2 separate regions of the Homo sapiens genome follow, and region 2 is linked to region 1. Evidence: chromatin loops called from intact Hi-C (ENCODE). Cell type or tissue: Caco-2. All regions are shown on one strand.

The links. Peaks named below come from ENCODE experiments on the same cell type or tissue, not always from the same donor. Only the 100,000 strongest peaks of a DNase experiment are listed, where the experiment ranks them.
Region 2: a loop joins it to region 1, with 6 times the contacts of the local background. A loop is called at or near these places in 4 of 110 quality-filtered maps.

Annotation. Positions count from the first base shown.
Region 1 is chr5:11,592,291-11,600,290 of GRCh38, forward strand. The region is part of intron 2 of CTNND2 (catenin delta 2); the gene reads right to left. Among named protein-coding and RNA genes, the nearest start is that of CTNND2, 310 kb to the right of the region's middle. In Caco-2, no CTCF peak of the experiment used is centred here; a DNase peak (open chromatin) is centred at 4,491.
Region 2 is chr5:11,520,599-11,528,598 of GRCh38, forward strand. The region is part of intron 3 of CTNND2 (catenin delta 2); the gene reads right to left. Among named protein-coding and RNA genes, the nearest start is that of CTNND2, 380 kb to the right of the region's middle. In Caco-2, no CTCF peak of the experiment used is centred here; a DNase peak (open chromatin) is centred at 3,623.

The sequences.
Region 1 (8,000 bases):
CCTTCCTTCCTTTCTCCCTTCCTCCTGCCTTCCTTCCTTCCTTCCTCTTCTTTTTTCTAAAATGAAATATGCATAATGTATGATATCTGGGAAGATACGTGTAAACTCACATATCTCCTTCATGAGTTTGTGCTGATTTATTTCCTAGTATTATTGTAAATGGAATTTTATTCGCAATCCTCTTGTATTTTTGGTTCATTTTAGTGTTTCCAGGAAAGAAGTACAATAAAATCAACATTGTGAGATAATCATAACAGTGGTTTAAGGGAAATCCCAAAGATGCAAAAATGTTTACTCTTGACAAAGTTCAACAGTATTCTTAAGTAAAAAAAAAAAATCTTTGCAGACCAGAAATAGTGGGGGAAAGCCCTCAATTTGATCAAAACAACAACCAAACATCTACCTAAAAATTATAATCAAAACCTCAGCATGCTTTTCTGGGGGGGTAAGGGGCCTGACTTAATGGACAGTGGATTCTAAAATTTATATCGAAATGCACAGGGCTAAGAAGAGCAAGCAGTCTTAAAGGAAGAGAATAAATCTGGAAGACAGCCTACCAGATAACATGGTGGACTAGAAAACTGCAGTCATAAAGATTGTGTGGTATCCACATAAGGAGAGACAAAAAGAACAGTGGAGCAGAAGAGAATCCAGACATGAAGCCACACATACACCTGATTTACAAGAAACATGACACTGCAGTGCAGAGGGAAAGATAGTGCCTTCACCTGTTGAAAAAAAATGCAACGTGACCCCAGTTGCGAAAAAATAAAAAAAATCAACTCCATCTGGAGTGAAGGGCTAGATGTGAAAGATTAAATGAAAATGCTTATATGCAGCACATGCATGACCTTGGAGTAGCCAAGGCTTTCTTAAGCAGGACACAAAATGAGCTAACCATAACAGAATATAAAAAAAGTTATAAATTGGGCCATATTAAAATTGAGAAATTCTGTTTACCAAAGACCCCATCAGGAAAGTGAAAGTACACTAATGGGAGAAGATATTTTCATTCTGTCTTTCTCTGTATATGTGTTAAGTCTGAAATGCAATGTAATATGACATTAATAGGCAACCCAATAGAAAAAGGGTAAAATACTTAACAAGCACTGCACAAAAGAAAACAACCACATGACCCATGTGGCCAATAAATAAATTGGCAAACGATTGATATAGTTTGGCTGTGCCCCACCCAAATCTCATCTTGAATTGTAGCTCCCGTAATTCCCAGGTGTCATGGGAGGGACCTGGTGGGAGGTAACTGAATCATGGGGGCAGGTTTTTCCCGTGCTGTTCTCATGATAGTGAATAAGTCTCAGGAGATCTGCTGGTTTTATAAAGGGCAGTTCCCCTGCATATGCTCTCTGGCCTTCTGCCATGTAAGACGTGTCTTTGTTCCTCCTTCACTTTCCATCATGATTGTGAGGCCTCCCCACCCATGTGGAATTGTGAGTCCATTACACCTTTTTTCCTTTTAAATCACCCAGTCTCCAGTATTTCTTCATAACAGTATGAAAATGGACTAATACGACAATCAACTTCACTACTCACCAGGGTACAAAATTTTAACCACTATAGGGTGCCACTAAGTACTCATTAGAATGATTAAAATTCAGAGAGACAGATAATGCCCAAATTGGCAAGTATTGGGTGTTATTGGAACTTTCATAAAACTGTAAGTGGGAATATAAAATGTTAAAATAAATGTGACAGTTGTGAATTTCTTCTAAAATTCTTGATAAACATACTCTGTTTCTCAGCAATTCTACTCGATAATGCCACAAACTAAAAAATGTGCACATAAGCACACCAGAAGACATCTCCTATAATGCTGTCAGTCCCAACTGAACACTACAGAAATGCTCAGTCACTAGAATGAATATAGTATAGTACACGTACACAGTGAAATACTATTCAGCAAAGTAAATAAATCATGTATAACCAGGCACACTATTATGACTGAGTCTCACACACATAACAGTGAGCAAGCTGCATTTGCTGGAATATATTAGGCTGGTGCAAAAGTAATTGCAGTTTTTGCCATTATAGCAAAAACCAAAATTTTTCTGTATGTATATTCTACTTTTGAAAAGGTTCTAAATTATTTTAAATCCTAGATTTTTGAAAGCTATAACAGGCATGCATGTATGAAAACAGGAATATTATTTACTTACTAAATGTTCTTGATTTTAAAAAATCAATTTCAAAGGTTTCTAGCAATATTGTTGCCAATTTCCTTTTTAAAGAAAATGAAGGATTTTTACTTTTTACAAAATAAAAGTAGAACTAAAGTATAAAGGAATCACTATTTGCTGTGGTATCATTAACTTTAAAATAATTGACTATGCTGTGGCCCTTTGGACAAATAATCCAATCTTTTGGACAAAAAACAAACAAATATACACACACAAACAAAACCTACATGTTCATGATGTCCATGTCCTGGCAATTTTTATCTACTTATATGGACAGAGGGGTGGAAGAATAAGTAGCATTAACACAGAAAAGCTTTAACATGAAATAGGTGACTTGGTAGTGATTTACAAATAAGTTAAAGTTAACATTTAAAATGTTTATGCTAACAAAACTTGATATTTAGGAGAGACTTTAAAAGACATGACTCCTGAAATTTTGGCTTCTTATTTTCTGATAATCAGCATTTCAGTGTAAAACTGTGTAATTCTATTTATTATCCTTCCAGACGCTAAGGTATAAAATTACACACAATTGACAGCCAAATTACTGCGTCTGCCTTCCAAGGGACACGGGGAAGCTCCAACACAGATTCTTTTGCAATTAAATCCTTGCAAGGAGTAAGATTTTTAGGGCCAGCTCAGCTTTTATCTGTAATCCAGCAGTTATCGCTGCTGAAATGGATTGCAGGAGGTGGTAAGGAAAAAAATGGGAAAACAGGATGAGGAAGGAAGTCAAACAAACAATGCTGGACTTTTGCCTAGGGGCCTTGTAGTGACAAGTACTCAGATGCAACTGAAACCCCAGTGCTGCCTGCTGCTGCACTAAACTCTTGAAACCAAGTGTCAGACAGACTCAAAAATAGAACCATTGGTACTAAGAGACTAGATGTATATGTTATCACACACTAGCTAATATCCCTGAATCCAGTGTAAATTCGAAGTCTGTACTAGCAGTGTAGGGTATATTAAATCTATTAATAATATATATTCTGGCAGGGTATAAACCTCTTATTTGAGACCTCACAAGCCTTTCTTCAATCTGTGCCTCAAACTAAAGCTCATGCAATGACAGATGAAGAAGACAAAATCATTTCAGAAGTAGCTCTCTACCCTGGCATGAAATTAATTTCACTGTATTCAAAGCAGGGTTTCTCAAATGGAATGTATAGTTGACCATCTCGGTAATAGTTCAGCTTTAAACCCATTGGCATACCTGATGTTGTAAATTATCAATCCATGAAATTCACATGCTTTTACATTTTTGGGATTAAAAAGCTTGAAGACAGCAATTTCCATCCAGTTATCAAATACACAACGACAACGATTGCCAGAAAATTAACTTAGAACACACTTTTTAAAACACATTAATTAATTAGAGGTAAAGAAACACATCTGCTATATGGAATCAGCACCACTGCCTCCTAAAATGCCACAATGCACCAGTTTTACTATAAATATATATTCTTTCCAAATAATATCAATAATAACAAAGGCAGGATCTCATTTTTAAAGTAATCTCTTTCTCCAAGACACATACAGACATGCACACACGCAAGCGCAACTTTGCAGAATGCAAAATTTTCAATTAACAAATTGGGAGTCTCTTTATGGCAGAACTGGGAGTATTTTTTGTTTATTACCAGATGGAAAGCATCTATCATATTTTATCCTTTTCTAGACCTCAGGCATAAATTTAAGGCACTGTCTTCTAAGAAATAACTCGACTTGTTTGACTACTAAGAATACTGCATCCTAATCACCCAGCATTAAGAGTGGCATTTGTTTCAATTTTTTGCATAATTAGCTCATGTCTTTACTTGATATCCTTTAACATTTATGTAAAGTGGTGATCATGAATAATACTCTGTCAAGACAGAGTGGGCCCTGTTTCTTTGGCTGGGCTTAGGTATTATGTCATTGCCCTTGGCTGAGGCACCTAAGGAATACCAATAAGAAAAAGGCACATGACTAAGCATTTTAAGTTCTTCCCACAATGTGCTTGGCTAAGGCACTAGCCAAAGAGACTACTTTAAAAATATTTATTTGCAAAGAGAAATAAAACAAATGAGTAATTTCTTGAAGATATATCACATTTCAATACATCAAAGCGTAACTATATACATGTTTTTGTATAACCATTCCCTGTAGGATATATTTGCCTTTGGTATTATAAAAATCCTTTACATTTAGGCTGGAACATTTTGTCCTTTAAATAGTTAACTTCCTACAGCCTTGGGAAGTTCAGATGCGTAGAGGGTAGTGGTTAAAGGTGCTGCCTTGGAGGTGAGGGTTACAGGTGGACAAACAGGCTGAACATGACTGGCATTCCCCTATGTCTAGGACTCTAGTGTTCTCTTTGTGCTTTTTGTTTGCTTATCGGCATTTTTTTAACTGATAGCAGTATTTAAATATTTGGCAATCAATCTTTCATGAATTCTAGTATATTTGTTCCATTTCTTCTTGACTGCCTGAGAACAAGCTCTCATTTGTTCTTTGTACTATGGTGAGGTTTGGTTTGTGTGGAGCAGGACAGGCAGCGAACCCAAACAAGTCCAGCGGAATCTCTGACGATAAAAGGATGCTGCTCACAGATATGGCAGCACTGTATATTAAACCGATGTGAATCACAACAGGCTCCGTGACTTATCATTTGTAGAAACAGCACATTGTTCTTCTAGAATTTTGAAGACTTTTCTGTAAGACTTGTTGAATATACCTCTATTTCCGAACAGTGCCTATACATTGGTATCTTAAAAATGGGGCCCTTCCGTGTATGTTACAGCTTAAGTTCGTTCTAGAACTGATATTGCATTATTTGAAATCAATGTTTAGGTGTCCACAGGCTTTGCTTACAGCTTTGTAAAGGTCTTAAATACTGAGTTTGCTCCCTTTATTACCCAGTCAATCTGGAATGAGATGATTCCTTGGTATTTCAAAGCTGCTGACATATCTGATGGACTGGATGAAAATTTAAGGCTCATTTAGCTCTACAGATTTATGTTATGTTCTCTATTTCTTGCTCTAAGCTTACAATTTGCCTTAGCCAATAATGTGCTTTTCTTAATTCATCAATGAGCAGTCCGAATTAGGGAATATTCTTTTTTTTTTTTGAAACAGAGTGTCAGTCACCCAGGCTTGTGTGCAGTGGTGTGATCACTGCTTACTGCAGCCTTAACCTCTCAGACTCAGGTGATCCTCCCACTGTAGCCTTCCAAGTAGATGGGACTACAGGTGTGGTCCACCATGCCCAGCTAATTTTTGTATTATTTGTAGAAAAGGATTTAGCCATGTTGCCCAAGCTGATCTCAAACACCTGGGCTCAAGTGATTCGTCTGCTCCGTACTGAGACTATGGGCATGAGCCACGAAGCCTGGCTTGGAATAGTCTTTGAAAATATAATAATAACAATGAAGATAAGTAGAGCTGGTATTTTATTGAGAAGTCAACTCACCACTGGATAATGAGGACAACTCATTTCCTATATCACTGAAATTACCCTTTTCCATATTCTCATGTGATAAAAATAGCTGTATTTTTGTTGTTGTTGTATCCAAAAAGCAGTTTAGCCTTAAAGTAAAATGTTATCATTGTTTCTGTGTACATCCAATGAGGCAAGTTATTATTATCTCATTTTATAAATGAGGAAACAGATTCAGAGAGGTTAAATAATTTGTCCAAAATCATGTTTGTGTTCTTAACCACTAGACAGACCTATCTATAATCATTTATAGTTTTAAGTTTGTCTTCTAGGAGCCATGGCTAACAACCACCACATCATGTTCTTATTGGGTTTGTATAATAATGATAAATCAGATTCTCCATCCCTCTACACCACAACCAAGGGGGATACGTGCTGATGAGGAGAAATTCCAGCTTCCTCAGAATCAGGTAAGTTTCTAGGTGTGCCAGGACTCCAGGGGGGTCTCCTACCCAGTAATCCCACTAAGCGATTCTTTACCACCATGGTTTTGTCAACCATTCTAAAGGTAATCAAGGTTGATATTGTATACACATTTTAAAATCCTTTATCTGATTACATTTAAATGGTATAGTGTTGTGCCTCCTTAAATAAGAGGAAACACCTATCACCTTTCTTTTCATTAAGCCTCCTATGAGAGGGTTTACAAGTTGAGGGAAAGGAGGAAGTGTCTATTTCTTATAGTCTTAATATACGAATTGAAGATGAAGAGCTGGGAAAATATATCTTCTCCATGAAAACTGATGAAAAATATGAGACTTAACCAAAAGATTTCACAAACAACTGTAAGTATAAAACTTTAATATTTATTATAGTGAAACTCATTAACAGCTGGGTCAGAAAACATGAAAAGGAAGTAAGCATCTTGTATTAGTGCATTCTCACGCTGCTATCAAGAACTACCTGAGACTGGGTAATCTATTAAAAAAAAGATGATTAATGGACTCACAGATATGCATGGCTGGGGAGCCTCAGGAAACTCACAATTACGTCAGAAGGCGAAGGGGAAGCAAGGCATGCCTTACATGGCAGCAGGAGAAAGAGAGTGAGCAAGCAGGGAACTGCCACACACTTTTAAACCATCAGATCTCATCAGATGTCAAGAGAACTCTATCACAAGACAGCACCAGGGAGATGGTGCTAAGGCATTTGAAACCACCCCCATGATCCAGTCATCTCCTACTAAGCCCCACCTTCAACACTTGGAAATTACAATTCCACATGAGATATGAGTGGGGACACAGATCCAAATCATAACACATCTAGAGCAACATCAAAAATGTATGGGACAATCTACTTAGGCAGTTCATGATAACATAGCAATATTTCCTGGAAAACTAAAAAAAATTAATAATAAGGGTTAAAGGAGGAAAGTTAACTATTCTAGTAAACTTCATCTTGAACAGGTATTTCATTTCTAATAGATGTTTTTGGAAGCTTGTGTCTTCTAGAACTTTTCTGTAGTTATAAATACATTTACACATATTTAATGACCATTTTTGGAGTTTTGAAAAAGTAACTCCTTTTGTGTATGAAATTTTGAAGTTGCCCGCAATAGTTCTTGCCATATATAGCATTTCTTCTCAAACATGACATCCATGACTGGCAAAGGATTTGGGTTTTTTTGCTTGTTTGTTTGCTTTTGCTAGTTCTTAAAATCCCAAACAAGTAGAACTTGTACTTATTCATGAGGTCCACGTAGATCAAAGGTTAGATTTATACCCGTGAGTACAATTCAGTGAAAAGTCAGGAAAATAGAAAAGTGATTGCGAAAATGGAGTTTAGACTTTCCCTTGGGGTTCTCAGACCAGGAAGCTTGCTATTCTGGTGATGAGAAATGGCACACTGATTTGGCTATCTAATTTCTTGAGAGTCTTATTGCATGCCCAGGAACCATAAAAGTGGAAGTTTCTTCTGCTCTTCTGTCGGCATTCTATGGCCATAGAGTTAATACTTGGGTTACACTCAGGAATCCGAGTTAAGAAGTGCCTCCAAAATGCATCAAGGTACCTACTTTTAGCAAGTCCCAAATATTGAGACCACAAATGGTCTTTATCCAATTCTAAAGCAAAACTATAAATATGGATCTGAATTTAAATTGTCTATGATTAAAATATGTGACTTAAATTTCCATTCCTCCATCTACCATCTAGAGTTTTCCTCAGCTGACACTGTCAGTGTTGGAGGCAATCACTGAAGTATTTACCTGCTTACAGAATTACATACCTATGCTAATACAGCAAGTGTGTGGACACACTGTTTTGTCAAGTATGGGAAAAACATTTGCTGACACCTAAATTCTAAGCAGTATGTGAAGTACACTAAAA
Region 2 (8,000 bases), 72 kb before region 1:
CACCCATGAGACACGCCCAGCCCTCATCTCATTTCTTTTGAGTCCTCCAGGATGCTGCCTAGATTGGCCTTGAATTGTGGCCCTCATCCAGGCATTTGGCTGCCTTCACCCAGTACCAGCCCATCACCTGTCATGCCTCCTGCTTTCCCCAGCCAGATGGGCAGCCCCAATTTCTTAGCAGCTCTTGTGGAGAAGCTGTGTTATTTCAACAACCATATGCCAGAGCTTAGCACCTAGCAGTTTGTGATAAATAGACTTAATATAGTCAGGATCTCTGTTTAAGGAGAAATGCTAATGATGATAAAGATTTACATTTTGTGATGCAACAATGTGATTATATAAACCTAAGGAAACAAATGAAAATAAATCACGTTGTGCTATTTGGTTTACAGTTTACGTGATACGATTTTCATTGTTTTCCGATTTTCTATATTTTGTATTTTAAGTCATAGGAAAATAGAGGGGTAATTCGAATTTTCAAGTTGAAGATGTGCTTATTACCATTTTAGAAATATAATAAACATTCATATCAAAGGGAAATTTGGCATGTCAGAAAAATGACACTAAGTTTTTGTTTCAAAATGTGGCCATATATTTCTTAATGTTTTTTACCTTTTAATAGCACCTTCAATTCTACATTCTCCCCCAGCGATCACAAAGTCAAAAACATCCTATTGTAACATCAAGGCACATATCTGAGGACTCTTCTCTCTAACTGAGCCTTCTTTATTATTCTTGGGCAAATTATTTAATCTATTTTAGCCTCTTTTCCCATCATCATTCTCACAAAGGGTTAGTGATAGATAAGGTAAGAGCTTATCTTTCACTTACCTTAGAGAGTTGTTCTGAAGACTGAATGAAATAAACCAGGTGAAATATTTAGCACACTGCTTGCTTAGTGAATGCTCAATGCATGTTTGTCATCATCATTCTCACCACCATCATTAAACATATATACATAGTCAACATTTAACTTGGGATTTTCTCAGCATTCTTCAAAACAGTTTACCACAGATATTAATATTCTGGTTCTAAAACAGTATCCGGCAAAAATTAGGCATTTAGTAAATGTATATTAAGTGTTGGTCACATATTATCTTCTTTGGTAGCTTTACTGAGGCAAAGACCATGTTGCATCCCATCTGAGGCTAGATGAAGTATCAGGAGCAGCAAAGACAATCGATGCTCGTTGAGTGAATGATGCATAGCCGATGTTAAACATCCATTAGGAAATAACATAGAGAGCTTTGCATTCTATTACAATGACAGGTGACAATGGATGCACTCCCAACGAGAACAATTTATAACCTCTCCTTTCTTGCCTTTTGCTGATAACTGATTACATATTTGAAGATCATTGCTGCAACCTATATAGTCTATCCAGCTGTATGAGACCAGCCTCACAGAGCAAACTTAAAGCATAGTGAAGGGAGAGATCTATCCTAAATCAAGCAGACACAGTGCATGATTATTGGCTATTAATTCTGTGGACACACAGCGTGAGAATTTAAATTCATAAACATTAAATAGGTAACTGTTAAATAGAGAGCACTTATTTAATTTGGTCACTTAACATACTTTCTGAATCTCTATGTGTTAGAAGAAAGATTGTAAATTTTCCATGACAAACGTGATAAAAGTATAATTTATTTCTCAATTTCTGTATTGCATGGTTTAGTAGAAAGGACCCTGGGCTGGAAGACCCAGGAATACAGCCATAGCCTTGGCTTTGTAATTTTCACAAGTCACCTTACATTACGGCTTTAGTTTTCATCTGAAACCTGTCAGTTCCCTTCCAGCTGTAAAACCCTAAGTTTCTAATAATAACCCCATCATCAAAATCTGGTGTTTTGTTAGTATCATTCTCCCAAAGCATTGCCGCAGACTACAATCAACTCTATTATCCATGTTAGATTTTAACGTTATACCCGGGCTCTATCTACAGGGAGACAATATCAAATCAGTGCTCACAATGATGATTTGCTATACCCACGCAACTCCTTCTCCATGCGAATGAGACCTTCTCTGTGTAAATTGAAATTGCACATAGAGAACAGAGATATCATAAACGAGTATTTCCCATTCATTCTAATCACAGTTGACTCATGACAAGATGGCAGACAGGACCATAGCAGGTATCAGACTGCATTACTCAGGACCAATTAAGCCAAGTTATTCCATATAGACACAGGTTTTTTTCTTGAACGATGAAGGGAAAGACAGAAATTTTTGGCCATAGAAAAATTTACTATGATAAATACTGTCTCAACAAGCTACACATACACATGTATTTTTGCAAAGAAGCACCCATGCGTTTGAATTACTGTTAAAGTCAAGTTGCTGTGTGAAAACTGGGACACTTTCAGCATATATTCTCCAACATTTCTGATATCAAGTTACAGTGGAGCTATTTGGCATGGTTGGATGCGATGGGCTGGCTTCCCTATGCCATATGCTATTGAATATGCAAGTTTTTCTACAAAAGTTTCCATAACTGATACTAATTTCACACTTAATCCACATATACTAGCTATGCTGGAAGTTTAATACATAATATAATTATGGAGGAAACGATCAGTCTTTTTCCAAGGCTTGTTCCAGCCCTAAAGCAAATCATTCTGCATTATCTGTGGTAATACGTGGAAGCACAATAATGTTATTTTGAAATAACATGAGATTTTTTTTTAAGATTCTACAGTTTCTGATTTGGAGTTGTTTCTACACTTTTAAAAACTTCATATTTTTAACACAAAAACACAAATGTAACATAAGGTTATGGTATCATGTATATCGAGGCACACTTGCGTAACCATCGAGTCTCTCAACAATGAATGATCCTAAATTCCTGCACTCAGAAGCCTCCAATGACATCTTTGTATTTTATGACTCTACACTGGAATAATCACAAACCTACAAAGGGGCATTTCTCAGATGTGCACAGGTTTAGTGGTTCAGTACAGAGTACTAGAGGCTGGAGTCCACGTTTCTTCAGAGAAGAACTTTTGATGAATTTACTACAGTGACAATCTCAGTTCATCTCCAAGTAGAACATAACAAGAAAGACAGGTCCCTTCACTGAGGTCTGAAAAGAACTAATGCACCGGGGACTTCCTGCACCTGCTCTTATGGCTCTCTTTTTTCTGGTTGGATTGCCTCCTCTTCCCTTATCGAAACTCTGCCCCCTTCTCAGCCAGTCCTACTCACTGGTGCCCTTGACCACTCTGCCCTGGCCAGGGCTTACAACAATGAGCCCATGTTGCTGTGAAGCGGGTGCAGGGGGTCTGCACGTCTCATTCTCTCCATCTATGGCCTTCAGTTCTGGTGCTCTATCTGTGTTGCTGTCACAGTGATTCCTCAGCTAATTAATCCCCTGGTTATACAAACTCAACCATGTTTAAAAAGTGATCCTCATAAATCATCATGGGCAGAAATGCTTGTTAAGGAAAAAAGGCCTTCTAGGGCTGGCTCCTTTTGGAACTATCTCAGATAAGGGTAAGAGGGTGGGCAGGAGGTGGGCTGTGAAGCCCTAAAGCCTGGGGCTGGAATCTGTGATCCCCTCACTGCACCCCACACTTGCCCCACCTGTGACCTCCACCTTCCCACGTCCCCTCCACAGGACTCTTCAGCCTTTGCAGACACTCAAGACAGCGTGTGCCCTTTCACCTCCTAACAAAACAGTCATTTGAATTGTTTCCCTGACTTATGACGCCCTGACTCAAACACAATCACACACTAAGGCATGAAATCTGAAAGTACTTTTGTTGTAAGTTGCAGAATGAAATGCTTTTGTTCTTTGGCTAATGGAATTTCAAGCATCAGCAAACAGTGGATTTTTATTGTTCTTTTGTGTCTAGAAGGACCAGTGAAGAGACTCTCCAGTCCTCCCTGGGTTAATGGAGGCTGAGTGAGGACGCTCCTGGTGACACAGGGAACCCTGCATTAACACAGTTTCTTTCCCCCAACAAAGCCCTGCTCAAAAGAATTTTAGGCAATTTGAAGACGGATGCTAGAGGCCTAAGGAAGGAGATAAGCTTCTGTCTGTTCCCCTCCAGGAGTTCCTGTCTAAAAGAGCCCATCTCTCCTTGTTTTAACAAAGTACCTACACACTTTAACAAAATGATTGTCAAAACAAAATTAATGCAGTTCCAACGTTTACTGGTGATAATATACACTAGAGCTTGTAACGTACATTCAACTGTATACGCATCATCACTTCGTTTTGCAAAACTTATTTTGTTTCTCATCATGCAAAGGAAGCAAACCTTAAAAAAAAAGACTACAATGTTGTCCTTTTACTTGACTCAAACATAGCATATAAAAATATGCTATGTTCATTGATCCATAGCTTACTCACAATTCTCAAAATTCTTTGTATGATAGATTTGACAAGGAATTTAAATCGAATATTTAACTAACTTTTACTAATTTAGAAAAGCAGGCTGTCTGAAGAAGCCGAAAGTCATTTTTGTGTTTATTGTAAGATAACCTTTCCCCAGTGGCAGCCAGCAACACATCTGCATTCCTACCTTCCTTATGACACACTCACTATGGAGAGCTCTAGGGCTTTTTAGCTGCAGCCAAACATCCATGCTTGAGTTACATATCAAAGGAGATTTTTCATCCTTAGCCCAACTCACAGCACTTAGAGCACAATGTGCTGAATTTTTAACAGGAAACCGCCTCTTTGTGTAGTCCCTTCCCCAGGAGGCTCTTGTCAAAACATGTGATATTTCAGAGTTCAACTTCCTGGCTGCACAAACTGATACATTGTCTTTTTGTACCATGAGTAACATTTTCAAATTAAAAAAAAAACACATAATCATATTTCATGTCCTCAAAGAATTTAGGAAGAGGTTAAATTTAAACATTTTGATTCAGATCTCAGCCTTTGTAAATAAGGATACATAACATTCCATCACCTACCTATGAGACCACAGAAATATCAAAAGCTAGGACAAGAACAGCAGTACTGTGAACCACACACAGTTAAAAAGCGTTCATTGTCCAACACCACAAGTAAGTTCAGCAGTTCTCAAATAGCATCCATCCCTGCCCAGGGCCACTGTCTGTGTGTCTTCCCATTCTCCCCAGGTCTGCAGAATCCCAAAAATGTGCACATGAGGTTAACTGGCACGCCTACACAGTCCCAGTGTGAGTGTGTGTGGGTGTGTGTGAAAGGTGCAGCGATGGGATGGTGCCCTGTTCAGGGCTTGGTGGCCACCTGGTACCCTGAGCTGCTGGGATAGGCTCTGGGCCACCCAAGTCCTTGAACAGAAATAAGAAGGTAAATCACTATCTTACTTGTTTTTTTGTTTGTTCGTTTTGAGGCAGAGTCTCGCTCTGTCACCCAGGCTGGAGTATAGTGGCACTATCTTGGCTCACTACAACCTCCGTCTCCCAGGTTCAAGGATTCTCCTGCCTCAGCCTCCTATGTAGCTGGAATTGCACGTGTGTGCCACCACACATGGCTAATTTTTGTATTTTTGGTAGACAGGGTTTCACCATGTTGGCCAGGTTGGTCTTGAACTCCTGGCCCTAAGTGATCTACTCGCCTCAGCTTCCCAAAGTGCTGGGATTACAGACATGAGCCACCATGCCCGGTCTATCTTACTTGTTTTTATTAAACTTTCCTAAATGTATGGATAACACACATTCATTTCTTGTTGAATATTAGAAGCGTTTTGGTCTTCATTCAGAAGTTTGGTGATGTTTTTGTGACCAGAAGCCGCCATACAAACTTAACTCTTGTTTATACCAACTCGCCTATGGTGAAATTGGTTCTGTCATATGTTGTTTTGCTTCAAGTCGCAGTTTCCGGAACCTATCGATGACGTTAAGTGTGCACCTGCTGTGTATGCTGCCTTGTTTTAGGCAGTGCTGATCCTCAGGCCTCACTTCCAGGTGCTGGCCCAGCTGGCTGAGGACAGGGGCAGCTGGTGCCTTCGGTAGAATCACGCCAGCCACCACTTGCTAGAGTTTGCCACACGCCAGCCCTCTTCTAAACATGTCTAAGCATTTTGTTATGTATTAACACTTAATCCTCAGAATACCCCTGTGTTTTAGGAACTATCAGCACCCCCACTTTATACATAAGAAAACTAGGGTGCAAAATTAAAACCAAAATTACCACTTGATCCAGCCATTCCACTCCTAGGTACACACCCAGGAGAACTGAAACAGGGACTCACACTGACACCTGTACACCAGTTTTCACTGCAGCCCGAAGTGGAAGGACCCACGTGTCCATCAACAGAGGAATGGAAGAAGAAAATATGGTCTGTCCATACTGTGGAATATTATTTAAAGTGAAAAAGAAAATAAAATTCTGATACATGCTCAATATAGATGAATCTTAATGACATGCTAAGTGAAGTAAGCCAGACACAGAAGGACAAATACTGTATGAATCTGCTTACATAATGTACCTAGAGTAGGCAAATTCATAGAGACAAAAGAAAAAGAAGGTGGGGTTGGGGGAGAGCAGATGGGGAGTTACAATTTATACTTTCAGTTTTGGAAGATGAAAAAATTCTGGAAATGGATAGAGTGATGGTTGCACACTATTGTAAATATACTTAATAACACTGAATTTTATACTTAAAAATTATTAAAATGGTAAATGTTATGTATTTTTTTACCACAATAAAAAAAAAGAAAAAACTAAGATGCAAAGAAGTAGAATACAGTTCTCCAAATTGTCAGGCCTACAAATGGCAGAGTGTGGCTTAGAACTCAGGCAGGCTGGCGCCAGAAGCCTCGTCCTTCCCTACTCATGCAAAGATACACTGTGCCCCACAGTACCTCTTTCAAGTCTCCACTGCATCCCGCACAAGGCCTTCTGGGAGCCTGCCCTGGAATCCCACCCCCTGTACCCTTCCCACCCATCCACCTCTAGGCAGAACTCAGGCTCGAGGTCTCCCCACCTTTGCTCCATCTCAGCCCCTTCCCTTTATCTCCAAGCTCTAAAGCTCCCCTTAGATAGAAGCAAAGGTGGAGTCAATGGCAGTTCCAAGGCATCTCTGAGACTTTTTATCAGTTGTTCCTCTAGTGATAGTTTCTCACCAAGAGCTTGGTCATAGCATGACACTCCTCTAAGCTGCTGTGTCATTATATTTAATATTTCATATAAACCTGTCTTCTAAATTTTACTGTATACTCTTAACGAGAAAGGGTGATCTTATGCTTTATGTTTCCCTGGGCACTTAACAGAGAACAGTGGACACACAGGCGTGCAATAAACATTGTGTAATAAATGTCTTCCTAACAGTTACCCCAGGGTGTAGTCAACATAATGGCAATGGTTTATGACTTGGGTACGGCGCTGCATTAAGGGTGTTTTTCCAAACAGATTTAAACAGATTTCTTTGGAAAAGTAAATAAACTAGAATAATATCATAATAACATAACAATATTAATAGAGTCAATTTAAAAAACCCATGCAGTATGAGCACTCATATAAAGAGAGCCACATTTAAAAGCTCGCGGGGGACTTATCAATCAATGTCATTTTCACAATGGGTCCCCAAGCCTGGGAATCTCATACAGGGTTCAGAAAGAATGAACATATTGTTACTACTGCAGTTGTACTTGGTGTCAAATGACAAGATCATCCATCAAGGAGGCATCACTGTAACTTGGAGACAAGCCGCACAGGTCACAGGCACAGAAGCTTTTGGAGTTGAGATAATTTTCACAGACTTGAAGCTGTGCTCTTAAGTAATGGCTTTCTGGGTTTTCATTTGTATACTCACTTTGTGTCAACAAGTAAAACACAGCAACCCATGAAATGAAGAGTTCTTATTCCCAGTAGTTCACATAAAAAAAAAATGAAATTTCTTATTAGAAATATTCAAGAGTTCGTCCTCCATGTCATGGAGTTATCAAAAGTCAAAGTAATTGAAATATATCAGAGGGACTGGGACAGCCTTGAACAGAGTGGGAAACAACATCCCTTGGAAAATACCAAAAGGGAGGTGCAGAGTCTGGGGCTGGTGTCAGGT